Regions from separate parts of the Homo sapiens genome. Here region 2 is linked to region 1. Evidence: chromatin contacts called from ENCODE Hi-C or POLR2A ChIA-PET data. All regions are on one chromosome and are shown on one strand. The core of a region is the stretch at or near the end of the contact, and the rest is flanking DNA. Distances in the headings are between cores, read along the strand shown.

Region 1 (6,429 bases), core at 2,957-5,456:
TCAGTGAGATCACTAGCACAATCACCAAGAAAAATTGCTTCCGTGGCCTTTGGGTCCTGCTGGCTTTTGCTTCCTAACCACCTTCCAGAAGCCCCCCGAGACTTTGGAGCAACTGACCTGCTTACTGGCTTTTCGTCCTACCCAGATGCCCCACTCCAACTATATTAGCGAGGGTCTGGGTTGCAAGCAATAGAAACTGGCTCTAGTTAACTTAATCAGGAAAATAATTTATTGGAAAGGTCCTGGGCCACCCACAGGATAAACAGGAAGGCCGAAGAAAAAAGTACATGTAGAAGCTAAGGGTGGCAAAGGCCTAGGCGAGTCCTCATCACAGGAATTCAGCGTGGGAGGCTGCTACAGCCATCACTGCCCTACTGGACCCCATCACCTCTGGACACACTTACCCTGCCCCAAAACCCCAACTTCAGCACCACCGCCACCAACAATAACCTTGGATAGAGCCAAGAGTCTTTGTGTGGCCTCTCTAGAACAAAGTCCCAGGCAGGCACCCACAGTTGGCTGTGCCTAAGTCCCTGCTAATGTTCTAGCCTGCCAGGCTGAGCAAAGGGGTGATCTATCCCCCACCTTTGGAATGACCTTGCTGCTCATCTTTTCCGTTGTTTCCTCCCAGATAGAAAGGGCTTGGGGAGGCAGAGGATCTAAAAAGAACTTACCTTACCGCAGATTCTTCTGAAGGAGAGATTAATTAGCTATGTTGGATGGAGAAAGGCAGCCCAAGTCTCTCCTTCAGCTTCTCTGTTACATAAATGGCTGTATTTCCATTTTAGCTAAACTAATTTAAGTATGGTCTTTGTCACTTGTAGCCCAAAGAATCCTGACCCTTACCACCATCTGCCTACCTAAGGTTCTCAACCAAGGATAGCATAGCCCCCAGGGGATCTTTGGAAACATGCAAAGTATTTGTTTGCCTTTCAATGATTGCTGTTGAAAGGTACTAATACCTGAGAGGTATAGCACCGTCAAACACAGCAAAGATAGCCCTTGCCAAATGCCAGTAGTGCTGCTGATGGGAAGCCTTGCACCTACATCAACAATGACAGACATCATGGTCAGCATCTCCAGTCTCCCCACTGGAACTGGACATGGCTTCATCGCTGTCAACATGGTGCAGAGTCATGACAAATTCATCACAGTTGGGAAAACCACGCATTTGCCATCCCTGATTATATACCAACTCCCTGTCCCCACTCCCTTTTTAAAAAGCTATGGAAACTGAGACTTGGAGAGAATGCATCATTTACGCAAGGTCACACAGCTTATTTGGTGGCAGGTGGCAGTCTAGAGTCAGTCTATGGCCTCAGATGAAGGCTCTTTCCACAACACTCTGCTGCCATTGTGTTTTTCACAGAGGCAGGCTTGGAAAGTCTGGACTCGCTTTGGAATGCTCAGGTTTCCAGGGACCTCCCTGAGAGCTCCCAGGTGACTGGCTTCAAGGCTCAAGGCAGGACCCTGGGTCCCACAGTGCCACCTGCAGATGTTGGTGATAAGAGAAAGAGAGGCTCTCTGTGGAAGGGGCTGAACTTTGTGGGCAGACTTGGCACCAAGCAAAAGGAATAAACAGAGAGCTGAAGTTTCACCCAGGGGAGGATGAGGGCTCCATACAGATTTGCAGAGACTTGGCGCAGTTGCTTTAGCCAGATAATCACACAGGAGCTAATTAGCCCCTTCCTTCCCAGCTCAGCCCTCTGGGGCAGCAGGATGCTCAGTGGAGAAGAGAAACCCATTAATTACTTTATCAGGAAGTGCTGATAAGAACCCAAAAAAGGTATTGCTCTAAGGCTCTGAGCTAATTAAAGAAGGCTGCAGGGTGAAGGGATGTGTCTCACCCAGGGAAAGCAGAGCACACACTTTGATCTTGAGCCCCATAGCCCCAGACTGAGCGCAAGAAAGGGCTTCTGGGCCCCCAGGGAAACTTCACCCTTGCAGGTTCAGCAACCCCAAGACTGGGATCATTATGAATGAGGAGTCTGCTGGCAGTCAGGCCAGCTCAGCCTGGGGATGAGGGGTTCTGAAGGAGGCAGTCGGGGTCTCTCCCCCAAGATGCCACACAAATAGCATCACTGGAATGTGATGTAAGGGTGTGCATCTTCTGACTAGTATTATTATCATACCCATTTTTTCAGGGAGGAAAACAGGGCTCAAATAACATACAGTGTCCAGTCAGGGATCATTCAAGTAGGAAGAGGCAGAAACACAACTTGAACCCAGATCTCCAACTGGAAATCCATGTTATTAGCATCACGCTGTGATAGTATTCTGCAGGGTCTGAAGGTGTCGCTTCCAGCCAGGCAGGCCTGGGTTCCAGTCCTGGGATCCTTCTTTTCTTAGCTCCTAAAGCTAATTCCTTCCTTTCTCAGAATGCTTGTTTCCTCATCACGGCAGCAAGGCTAATCACACCCACTCAAATGGTTATCAGGAGGAGTATATGAGGCAAGATGACATGTGCCAACCACCTAGGACAGAACCTGGCAGCCATTAGTTTCAGTCTCCAGTGCACAATTTGCAAACTGGTTTTTAACTGCAAAAATTTTAGTTCAAATATAATCTTACAAAGATACCCAATATGCAAAGAGCTAAAACTGAAACTTCTCTGAAGGAAGGGTGATGGGTGGCTCAGCACCCCACCCACTCTGGCCCCTCTCCCACCAGCAGAGGCTCTGTTGAACACTCAGAATTTCTCAGAGCACAGTCAGGCAACCTGGATCTGGGGGAAGAAGAATGCTCTGAGATCTCAAAGGACTCTGAACACATGCCCCAGATTAAGACAAATGATATCCTTTTGTTGCACAGAGGACATTAACGATATCCTTTTGTTGCCAGAGTGGGTGGGGAGCTGAACCACCCAACAATGATAACATTGTTTCGCTGGATATTTATCAAATGGCCTAGAGAGGGTGGAATGCCTTTGGTAAGCAGGTATCCAAAGACAATAGCATAGGTCATACTGAAACCTATGTCCCAGGATGTAAGATGTTATGAGTATAAACCCTGATTCCTCTGAAGACATTGGAGAGATGCAACCGTCATCCTTGTAGTACCCGAAACATGGTATTCTGGGAGGTTGGGATTGAGGGGATGGAAAAGGGCCATTTGTCGTGGACTCTTCCTTTGATGAACTCATTTGGAATTACTATAGAAGACACCATACCCCATGGATACACGGTTTCCTGCTCCGGCCCCTCCTCTGCTAGCTTGGCTACTCAAAATCCAACTAATATTGACTGAATGTCTGCATGCCTGCTATGTATCTGGAACTCCTGAGGCACACTCGGGTCTTACTTCATTGAATCTTCAAAACTGTCCAGCAATTCAGAGACTCTTACCACAGTTTACGGTTGTGAAACTGAGGCTCAAAGCAGTTTGGGACATTAGTCCTGGACTTGCAGCTATTGAGAGGACAGGGTTCAAACCTAGCTTCACCCAAGGCCAAGTCCAGTGCTCTTCCAAGCCCCCTCCATGAAGCTTTCCAGAGAAATCCTAGCTGTGCCCAGCCATTCTAGATACTGTCCGGGAGGACACCTTAGAAGCTTAGGACAGCCTGGGTGATTCAGCCTAGAAGAACACACTAGGAGAATGGTGAGAGACCTGTGTTCTTGTCCGTTCTAATTTTAACCCGGTAGGTCCCTTCTCTAGATGTAGTTTTCTCATCTGTAAAGCTGAGAGAGTGGCTTTCTAAACCACTTCCTGTTCTGCATCTCCTCCCCATGACTGCCTGTGTACATCTGAAAGCAATGGTTCTGGGGCCTGAGTCTCAGTCTGATGTGTTTACATGTCCCTGGTTTCTTTCGGCCTGTTCCCCAAGAACGGTCTCCAGGCCCGCGCCCTCAGTGCCCCTGAGCTGCAGCTGCTTGCCTGGCCTCCCAGCCCCAACTGCACCTGTCCAGCCCGTGCTCTGGGGAAGTTAGCAAGGAATCAGGACCCTGGAAGGTGGCACAGGCTCAAGGTGGCTGCAGAGGAGGCAACTACAAGTGCTGCTGAGGGACCTCCTCCCGGCAGCCCTCCAGAATTACTGCTCCCCAAAGTAACTCTCAGGTTGTTTTAATGAAAGATAAATGCATGCTACCCTGTGCTCAGTTTTTATTTTCTAGAATGTGTGGAACAGTGAGGGAATTGTAACATCTTTTTTGTTTTGTTTTGTTTTTGAGTCAGAGTCTCACTCTGTCACCCATGCTGGAGAGTGCAGTGGTGCGATCTTGCCTCACCGCGACTTCCGGCTCCCGGTTCAAGTGATTCTCCTGTCTTAGTCTTCCGAGTAGCTGGGATTACAGGCAGGCACCACCACGCCCAGCTAATTTTTGTATTTTTAGTAGAGACAGGGTTTCACCAAGTTGGCCAGGCTGGTCTCAAACTCTTGACTTCAGGTGATTCATCCACCTCGGCCTCCCAAAATTCTGGGATTACAGGCGTCAGCCACCACACCCGGCCTGTAACATCATTTTTTAAAAATCAAACACACAGTGAGGTGGTGTCACAACTCCTCAGATGGCTGAGAATTGTTAGGAAATGCAACCCTGTGGCTCAGACTCCACACTCAACTGCTCTCTGGAAGCATCACCTGTGCCCAACCTCACCTCAGTAGCGGAGAATTGCTGGATCAGTATACAGACTAGCGGAGTGGTTGGGAGAGTAGGAGCCGCTCTGAAGGGATCAAGCCTCAACTGGATGCAGGAATTCCGGTGGTTTATTAGCAAGAGAAGGCACTTGGAGGTGCAAGGAGTGCAATACTGAACAAAACAGCCACAGTCCTTACCCTCGTGGAGCTTAGAGTTGTCAGGGAAGGATATGGACAGTAAACAGGTAAAGTAATAAATATATATGTAATCTAAAATTGAGAAAATGCTACAAAGGTCAGAAGCAGAGTGTGTGATGGAGAATAAGGGTGTTTTTGGGTTGGAGAGAGGGACTTCCACTGAAGCAATGTTGTCAAGGATGATCCATTTGAAGGGGTAACATGTAAGCTGAGAGCTGAAAGTCAAGGAATCAACTGGGCTACAAACTGGAAAAAGAGCCAGAGGCAAGGCCAAAGGCCCCAAAAGAGGGTTCAGCAAACATTCGGTGCAGGGCCAGATAGTAAATACCTTTGGCTTCATGGTCCATCAATCTCTGTCATGCCTGTGTTCCAATAAAACTTTATTTATAAAACAGAAGCAGGAAGTATTCTGCCAATTCCTGCCCTGAAACAATAAAGCATGCATTGTGTGTTAGGAAAGAATGAGGCTGGCTAGCCGGGCCAGGGAGGAAGGGGAGGGTTTCAAGGTGAGGTGGAAAAGACAGGAGTGAGGTCATGGAAGGCTTTGTAGAACATGGAAAAGACTTCGGATTTATTGTAAAAAGCCACTGCAGGGTTTTAAAGCAGCCAAGAGACATGACTTGATTTATACTGTGAAAGATTACTCTGGTTACTGTGTAAAGAAAGAACTGGAGAGAGGAAAGGGAGGAGGCAGGAAGACCCTCTTGGAATCTACTGTAATAGCCATGGGAGAGATGCTGGTGACCCGCTATCTGGTGGAGATAGAGAAAGGCAGATGGCTTGAAGATCCAATTTGGAGATTACATCCATAGGACTTGCTGATGATCACATGTGGCAGAGGAAGAGCCAGTCCTCAAATATGGCCTTCAGGATTCTGGCTTAAGCAAGTGGGTGAATTTACTGAACTGTAGAAGATAGGAAACAGAGGGGCTAGGTCAGGGGATAGACTCAAATACGGAAACCAGAACTTCAGTTTCAGAAACACTAAAGTTGAGATGCTTGTGAGACATGTAAGTGTCGAGGTCCAGTAAGCAAATCTGATCAGGATCTGAGAGGCAGGGCATATGGGGCTTATAGGACACGCCTCCTTCCTCAGCTTGGCCCCATTTTCCCCTAGGCTCAGTTGTTGCCCTGATTCCTAGCTGGAGCAGCCCCACCGTGGTATGATGACCTCCCGGTGGTTATGAACCTCGCTGCCACTGCTATGGCCTCACCTTTCATTGCTGACTGAGCCCCACAGATGAGGGCCAGGCTTCATCAAGCCTTCCATGGCGCCTTCCCTGTCAGGGGCCTCAGTGGCTCCAGAGCCCATGTCCAACCATCTGAACTTAGGCATCTCTGACTTCTCTGGTGGCTTTCCAAAAGGGCCTAGTGACATAAGCAGAAAGTGCAAAGGACTTAACTCCACAAGTGGCAAACCTTAACCAATGTGAGCAGGAGATGGGAAGGAACTGGCAGATAAATTGTTCACCTTCCTTCCCTCAACAGTTCTGCCAAGATGCAGTGGTCCCATACTGCTTCTCTCGATGGCTCACGTGATCAAGCAATCAGCTATGTGTTTTCTTGGGAAGCTGTGGCCAGCTCCACAAAAAACTATGATGTGATGGCTTCCCTCCTCCCCTGCCTTACTTCCCCTTTGCCCTCAGTCCTGCTTTCCC
Region 2 (6,511 bases), core at 2,469-4,968, 140 kb after region 1:
TCCTACCTGACTCTGTGCCCGTTTTGGTAAAAACAGAACAACTTTTTAAGACTTCTTGAAATTTTACGATTTTCCTTCTGTTTTTCTAATTTCTCTCTCTCCCCCCTGAAAGTTTTTCTAGCAGTGAAAAATCTCAAAGATTTACTTAAGGGATAGGAATTAAGGAATTTTGTGGTCTGAATTCTGTGGCCCAGGATTTGGGAACGTAAAGTCAAAAGTGTTAGTGAGGGATTAAAAAAAAAAAAAAAAAAAGGCATAAGCCAGTTACAGAAGCATTTGGAACTGGGCCTCCCACAGTTTATGAGTTAACACGAGATTGGGGTGTTAGGAGATAGTTTTATAAATCATTATTTGAAGTTAAGCATTTATTCATAATGGTTAAAGACTGTGTTGTTATTAGTGCTATTTTCAGGTACATTTTTGTGAAGTTGGCTTTTGTAGGCTGACGTGAAAACCTGATCACTTTTTATAACATAATTTTTGTGGGAAAATGCATTCTGAATTCCAAACAGCTGATTTAAATGCAGAGTTTTAGCATGCTACCTGCTCATAAGTTGGGACTGTTTTCTCTGTTCATATTCTGGTAGAATTCCCAATTTGGTACATTTCTAATCTGGGAAACAAAATTTTATTTGACTGTAGATGAGGTAAATCTCTATAGAATAGTTATATGTGTAAAAATAAGTTACTTCTTAGCTGAGTGTAGTGGTGTGTGCCTATAGTCCTAGTACTTAGGAGGCTGAGACGGGAGGATCACTTGAGCCCAGGAGCAGTAAGCCATGATTGTGCCACTGCACTCCAGTCTGGATGACAGAATGAGAACCTGTCAATAAATAAATAAATAGATAGATAGGTAGGTAGGTAGGTAGGTAGGTAGATACATAAATTTAAAAAACCAAACATAGACACACATAAACAAATGAAGTAACTTTCATAACCAGAAACTACAGTAATCTTTGGCATAGTATTTGTAACTTAAGACTTGGTTTTGTATTGTCCAAGATTTTTTAAGATCTTTAGGTTAAGATTCAGATGGACTTGCTGACTTGTGTTACATTGTAAAAGGGGAATCAAGCCTCCTGGGATATACTTGGGTTGCCCAATTGCTGTGTTTCTTTAAGTATTTTTTTCCCTTTTTAGGGCCTTTGTTTCTTCATCTACAAAATAAGAATGTTCATAATGGCATTATTCATATAGCTCAAACTTGAAAAATACACAGATGTCAGACAGAATAGATGAATACATTTTGGGATATTTATACAGTGAAATACCGTACAGCAATGAGCAAGAAGAAACAATTGTGGCACTTACTTATTTGGGTGAATCTCACAGACATGTTGAATAAAAGCAGCCAGATGCAGTAGAGTATATACTTGTTTTTTGTTTTTTATTTTCTTTGGTTTTTTTTTTGGGACAGGGTCTCATTCAGTCATCCAGGCTGGACTACAGTGGTGTGATCATAGCTCTCTGCAGCTTCCAACTTTGGGGTTCAAGTGATCCTCCTGCCTCAGCCTCCCAAGTAGTTGGGACCACAGGCTCATGTCGCCATCCCCATCTGTGGAGGATTGCTCAAGCTATCCTCCCATTTTTGTAGAGGTGGGATCTCAGCATGTTACCCAGGCTGGTCTAGAACTCCTGGACTCAAGCAGTCCCTCTGCCTCAGCCTCGCAAAGTGCTGAGATTATAGGTGTGAGCCACCATGCCTGGCTGTGTATATGTTTGTTAATTCCATTTAGATAAAAGACAGGTAAGACTACTGATGGTCATAGAATTCAGAATTGTGGTTACCAGTGGAGTAGTTAATTATTGGGAAGGGACATGCATGAAGGAGGCTTCTGGGTTGCAGGCAATACTCTGTCTCGATCTGGATACTAACTTTGTAAAAAATTTATTAAGTCATATACTTAGGATTTGTGTATTTTACTGAACACTACAGTTTTAAGAAGGCTGAAAGTATGTACCAAAACGAAACACAAAAAAGAAAAAAGTAAAAGAAACAAAAGATTGACTGGATTGGGAGCCAGGAAAACTGAGTTCGGACCTCAGCTCCACCACTGAACATCTGTGATTTTAGGTAACTCATTGACCTCTTTGCCTTAGTGATTGTATCTCTAAAATGGAAATAATCCCTGCCTTCTGTATTTCAATCAGGTTAAACACTTTCATCCTTTTATACTGTATCTCATTACATCATAGAGATAAACCTTTGAAAACACATTGGAGGCTATTTAAAATATTGTGGATGTAAAATGACATTATTTTCCTGTTAATACTTTTATATTTGTTGTATTAGTATTCTGTTTAATAAAAAGGACCCCATATAAAAGTAGCAAAAGGGCCAAAGACTGATCAGCTGAACGACATTTGTTACACTTACTTTTTTTCTTTTTTCCAGACAGGGGCTTGCTCTTTTGTCCAGGGTGGAGTGCAGTGGCTCGATCTTGGATAGCTCAAGCTGTCCTCCCACCTCAGCCTCCTGAGTAGCTGGGACTACAGGTGTACACCACCATGCTCGGCTAATTTTTATATTTTTTCTTTGTAGAAATGGGGTTTTGCCATGTTACCCAGGCTGGTCTCCAACTTCTGAGTTCAAGTAATCTACCTGCCTTGGCTTCCCAAAGTGCTGGGATTACAGGTTTGAGCCACTGCGCCTGGCCTATACTAGCTTTTGAATTCCTGGAAAAAATATAAAATGACAGTATCAATTTATCTGACTTTTTCTCTTTTTTATATTAAGCCCTCCATCAAGTAGAAATTGAGCTCTTTCATGCAGGGTATGATGCTTCATGCTTGTAATTCCACCTCTTTGGGAGGCCTAGGCGAGGGGATCAATTGAGGCCTGGAGTTCAAGGCTGCAGTGAGGTGTGATCCCATCATTGCAGTTTTAGCCTGGGCAATAGAGTGAGACTGTTTCTGGGGTTGGGGAAAATTCGAGCTCTTTCAAAGTGTGCTGGGGTTTTTTGCTGAGGATATAATAGTGCACAATATCAATATGGTCCTTACAACTACAGAACTATAGAACTAAGATTCTAGAGGGAATGACAGGTGGAAAACCAGGAAACAGACAAATGAATAAACAACTGCTGGCTGTAATGAGAGCCATAAACGAAGCACTCAGGACTGAGACAAAATCACTATTGAGGGGAACTTGCTTTAAGTAGTGGTCAGCCTTAGAGCTTGTTTAAGGAGTTGACATTAAGCTGACACCTAAAACCTAAAGGAAGAAACAGAGGTAGTGAAACAAAGTCTGAGAAGGTAGCCTGGACAGTTTGCACTAAGCCTTGAGGTGGGATGTGGCCTGTTGGGGAACCTGGCAGAAGAGGTTAGTTAGCACAGAGGTAGAAGGGGAGTGGTAATTCGATTTTTACTCTAGGCTCAATGGAAAGCCGTTAAAGGCTTTTAAACTGGGAAATTATGTAACTGGATTTACATTGTAAGATTACACGCAAGTGTTAGGTAAGTAGATGAACCTGTGGGTCGGTCTGCAGCTAAGATAATGTGTTGGAGATATTTTGGTAATATCAGCATAAAGATAGCACAAAGGAAGAGGGAGGAGGAAAAGGATAGAGAGAAGACAACTGATGGCTGAGTGATAGGAAGCCTCAGCATTTAGAGGTCTGGTAGAGGAGGGGGAGCCAACCAAGCCAACTAGGAGAGAAGGATCACCGATGTCAGAAGAAAACCTGGAGAGTGTTGTCACAAAAGCCAAGAGAGGCTAGCATTTCAAGGAGGAAGTGGCCATGCGTGTGGAATGCTGCCAAGAGGGTAGAGTAAAATGAGGACAGAGAAGTAGCTATTGGATGTGGCTACATGAAAGTGGACTTTTTTGCCAAAGTGGTTTCAGTGGAATGGTAGAGGCAGAAAGCTGACTGAAGAGGGAAGTTGATTGAGGAGGGAATGGGAAGTGAGGAAGCAGAGACCGTGTATGTAGTTAATGATTCATTTCTCTGGGCAATCAGTTTAGATGTATACTTTGCTACCCCAGAGTATTCGAGGAGTCTTAAAAACCCATTCAGTAAGCCTAGGGGTTTGCATTATCCATAAATGGCTGTAGGAACTTAGTATTGGCCTTTGACTTCCAATAATTTTTCTTTGATTAGCATTTAATTGTTAATTTGAGAGATTCTGAATTTTGTAGGAGGCTTCCATGTATAGTAAAGCTGAGTATTCAATCTGTTAACTTCTAGAGAACTAGTATTATAAATAAATTGAAACTTGGATTATTTACCTTTTCAGGGAAGTAATTATAAGCCTTGAAAGTTATGCAAAAACTATTTCATCTTAAAACACTTAGAAATTCATTTTGGTTTTTGTGATTACAGTGTTCAGTAAGACAGACATCTAAATAGGGATTGCATTTGGCAGTTATGTACATGTTCTTGTTCTAAACTAAGCACTGTTTCTGTGGTTTACATTTTTCCTTTATAAATAGAATTTTAATCAGTGTAGGTTAGATTTTTTTTCCAGGCATGTTATAATTAGCACTGGCTACAACTTAATCCTAAAATGTGTATAATAAATCTAATAATATTTTATAAGCACTCCTGCCATTAAATGAAAGCAGATAGGAATTATTTGAATATTTTAAAAAATCTCTAGTATATATCTTTCCAAAACTGTGTGGAAAGAATGTATGGCTATTTAAAAGAAAAAAGTTAATACGTAACTTCCTTGGTCTTGTCACTGAGAATGATGTTACTTATATTTTGGAGCCACATGGTCTTATATGCCGTGACAGCTCATTCATATATTCTTTTGAATATGCTGTGTAGTAATGTAGTTACTGGAAGATAAAGCATTGCTGTAGGATCTACTTTCCAAATGTGATATGTCTGCCAATTTAGGCCCAGTGCTTTAGGAGGCTGAGGCAGGAGTATCGCTTGAGGCTAGTAGTTCGATTAAGAGCAGCCTGGTCAACATTGTGAAACCCTGTCCCTATTAAAAAAAAAAAAAGCAAAACCCAAACAAACCTAAGGACAAGCAGTTTGGATTACAGGAAATTGTTTAGTAGTATGGTTAAGAAGCACCCTCTCTGGAGTAAGATACACTTGGGGTCCAGTCTCAGCTTTTTAGAATCTTAGATCATCAAAAGCAAGGAAAGTCGGAGAAACTGTCATGGCCAAGAGGAGCCAAGGGAGACATGATGGCTAAATGTAATGTGGTATTCTAATGGAACCCTGGTGCAGAAGAACATGAGATAAAAACTAAGCAAATTTAAATAAATTTGGACTTTAGTTAATACAAATGTAATATTGCTTCATTAGTTGTGACAAATGTATCTACTAACATAAGACATTAATATTAGGGGAAACTGAGCATAGAGTGTATGGAAATTCTGTCCTATCATCACAATTTTAAAACTACTCTAGGCCAAGCACAGTGGCTCACACCTCTAATCCCAGCACTTCAGGAGGCTGAGGTTGGGGGGATCACTTGAGCCCAGGAGTTCGAGACCAGCTTAGGCAACATAGGGATACCCTGTCTCTATAAAAATAAAATAAATAAAATTAAAACTACTCCAAAGTAAAAAAGTTTATTAAGAAAAAGAATGTATTTTTATAACCATCTTTAGAAAATACAACCTGCCACGCTTAGTAACTCTGATTATATGATTCAACCTTAGTAGATCTCACTGTCTTTATCTTTAAAGTGAGGATATAATGTGTCTACCTCCATAGGGTTGTTCTGAGGATTTAATGAAGCACTGCAAGCAAAAGGGCCTGGCAAAGTGTCTGGCATAGTGAATGCTCAACAAATGCTACTAGTGATGATGAAAACTCATCTTTAATTTTTTTTTAATGTCTGCATAAGCAAACCCACATTCATACATTTTGGTTGAGCTATAAGAGATCTGGCATTGCAAACCAGACCCAGTTTAGGGCCTAGACCTACCATATCCATTTCCAGTTGTCTTAACTTGTATTTAAAACTAAAACTCCTACTGGATTTTAAAGGCAATTCTACTTTATTCTCAAGCCTTAAATTTTATGGGCAGCATAGTGAATGGGAACGAGTACTGAACAGGAATTAGGAGACCTGACTTTTAGGCCCCAGTTTGCCACTAAATAGTTCAGTGATTTGGGGCATTTTTTTTTACCTTTTAGAAACTTCATTTTCTTGTTAGTAAAATGAGAATGTTGAACTGGATCCTATTTATTTGTGAAATTGAGTTATATTGATATCTAAGTGAGAAATGTGCTTCAGAGCAGTCACCTTAGAGGTTTTGTCTTCCCAGGTGGCCTCCCAGGAAAATTAGTCTATTACCCATGTTTACATCTGATTTTGGACCAAATATAGATGGCCCTGCTTGCTGATCCATCATATTCTCTGTATTAGGCCCCATGAGACTCTTTAATTGCTTCAAAAACTCAAATTCGCTTTCAAAGTTTGGAGATTTGTTACCATTCATTGAGGATAATTAATAGAATGTGCTAAAGGTTCTGCAGGGATTTCCCATAAAGGAGTTCTAAAAATATTATAAGTATTGACAGCATTATGGGAATAAGTATTG

What was found. Hi-C counts contacts between places; a loop is a spot of excess contacts on that map. ChIA-PET counts read pairs that join two places held with the same protein, here RNA polymerase II (POLR2A). Pooled maps may share reads with other maps.
Region 2: a map of CD4-positive, alpha-beta memory T cell shows a loop between it and region 1 (2.6-fold over the local background). The contact joins two enhancer-like sites. A Hi-C loop is called at or near these places in 4 of 168 maps with a recorded cell type or tissue (CD4-positive, alpha-beta memory T cell, CD8-positive, alpha-beta T cell and naive thymus-derived CD4-positive, alpha-beta T cell), 7 of 37 single-sample maps with no recorded cell type and 7 of 50 pooled maps. POLR2A ChIA-PET finds 5 or more read pairs at or near these places in 6 of 52 experiments (CD4-positive, alpha-beta memory T cell, CD8-positive, alpha-beta T cell, GM12878 and 3 more).

Annotation. Positions count from the first base shown.
Region 1 is chr2:30,333,530-30,339,958 of GRCh38, forward strand. No RefSeq gene overlaps it. Among named protein-coding and RNA genes, the nearest start is that of LINC01936, 9.9 kb to the right of the region's middle. RefSeq lists enhancers at 2,461-2,510, 2,531-2,630, 2,721-2,780, 3,721-3,910, 4,291-4,530 and 1 more. Within about 2 kb of position 4,207, at least 9 of the 41 ENCODE cell types and tissues checked have a DNase peak (open chromatin) inside an H3K27ac peak, as active enhancers do.
Region 2 is chr2:30,477,838-30,484,348 of GRCh38, forward strand. All of the region lies in intron 1 of LCLAT1 (lysocardiolipin acyltransferase 1), which reads left to right. Among named protein-coding and RNA genes, the nearest start is that of LCLAT1, 34 kb to the left of the region's middle. Within about 2 kb of position 3,719, at least 8 of the 41 ENCODE cell types and tissues checked have a DNase peak (open chromatin) inside an H3K27ac peak, as active enhancers do.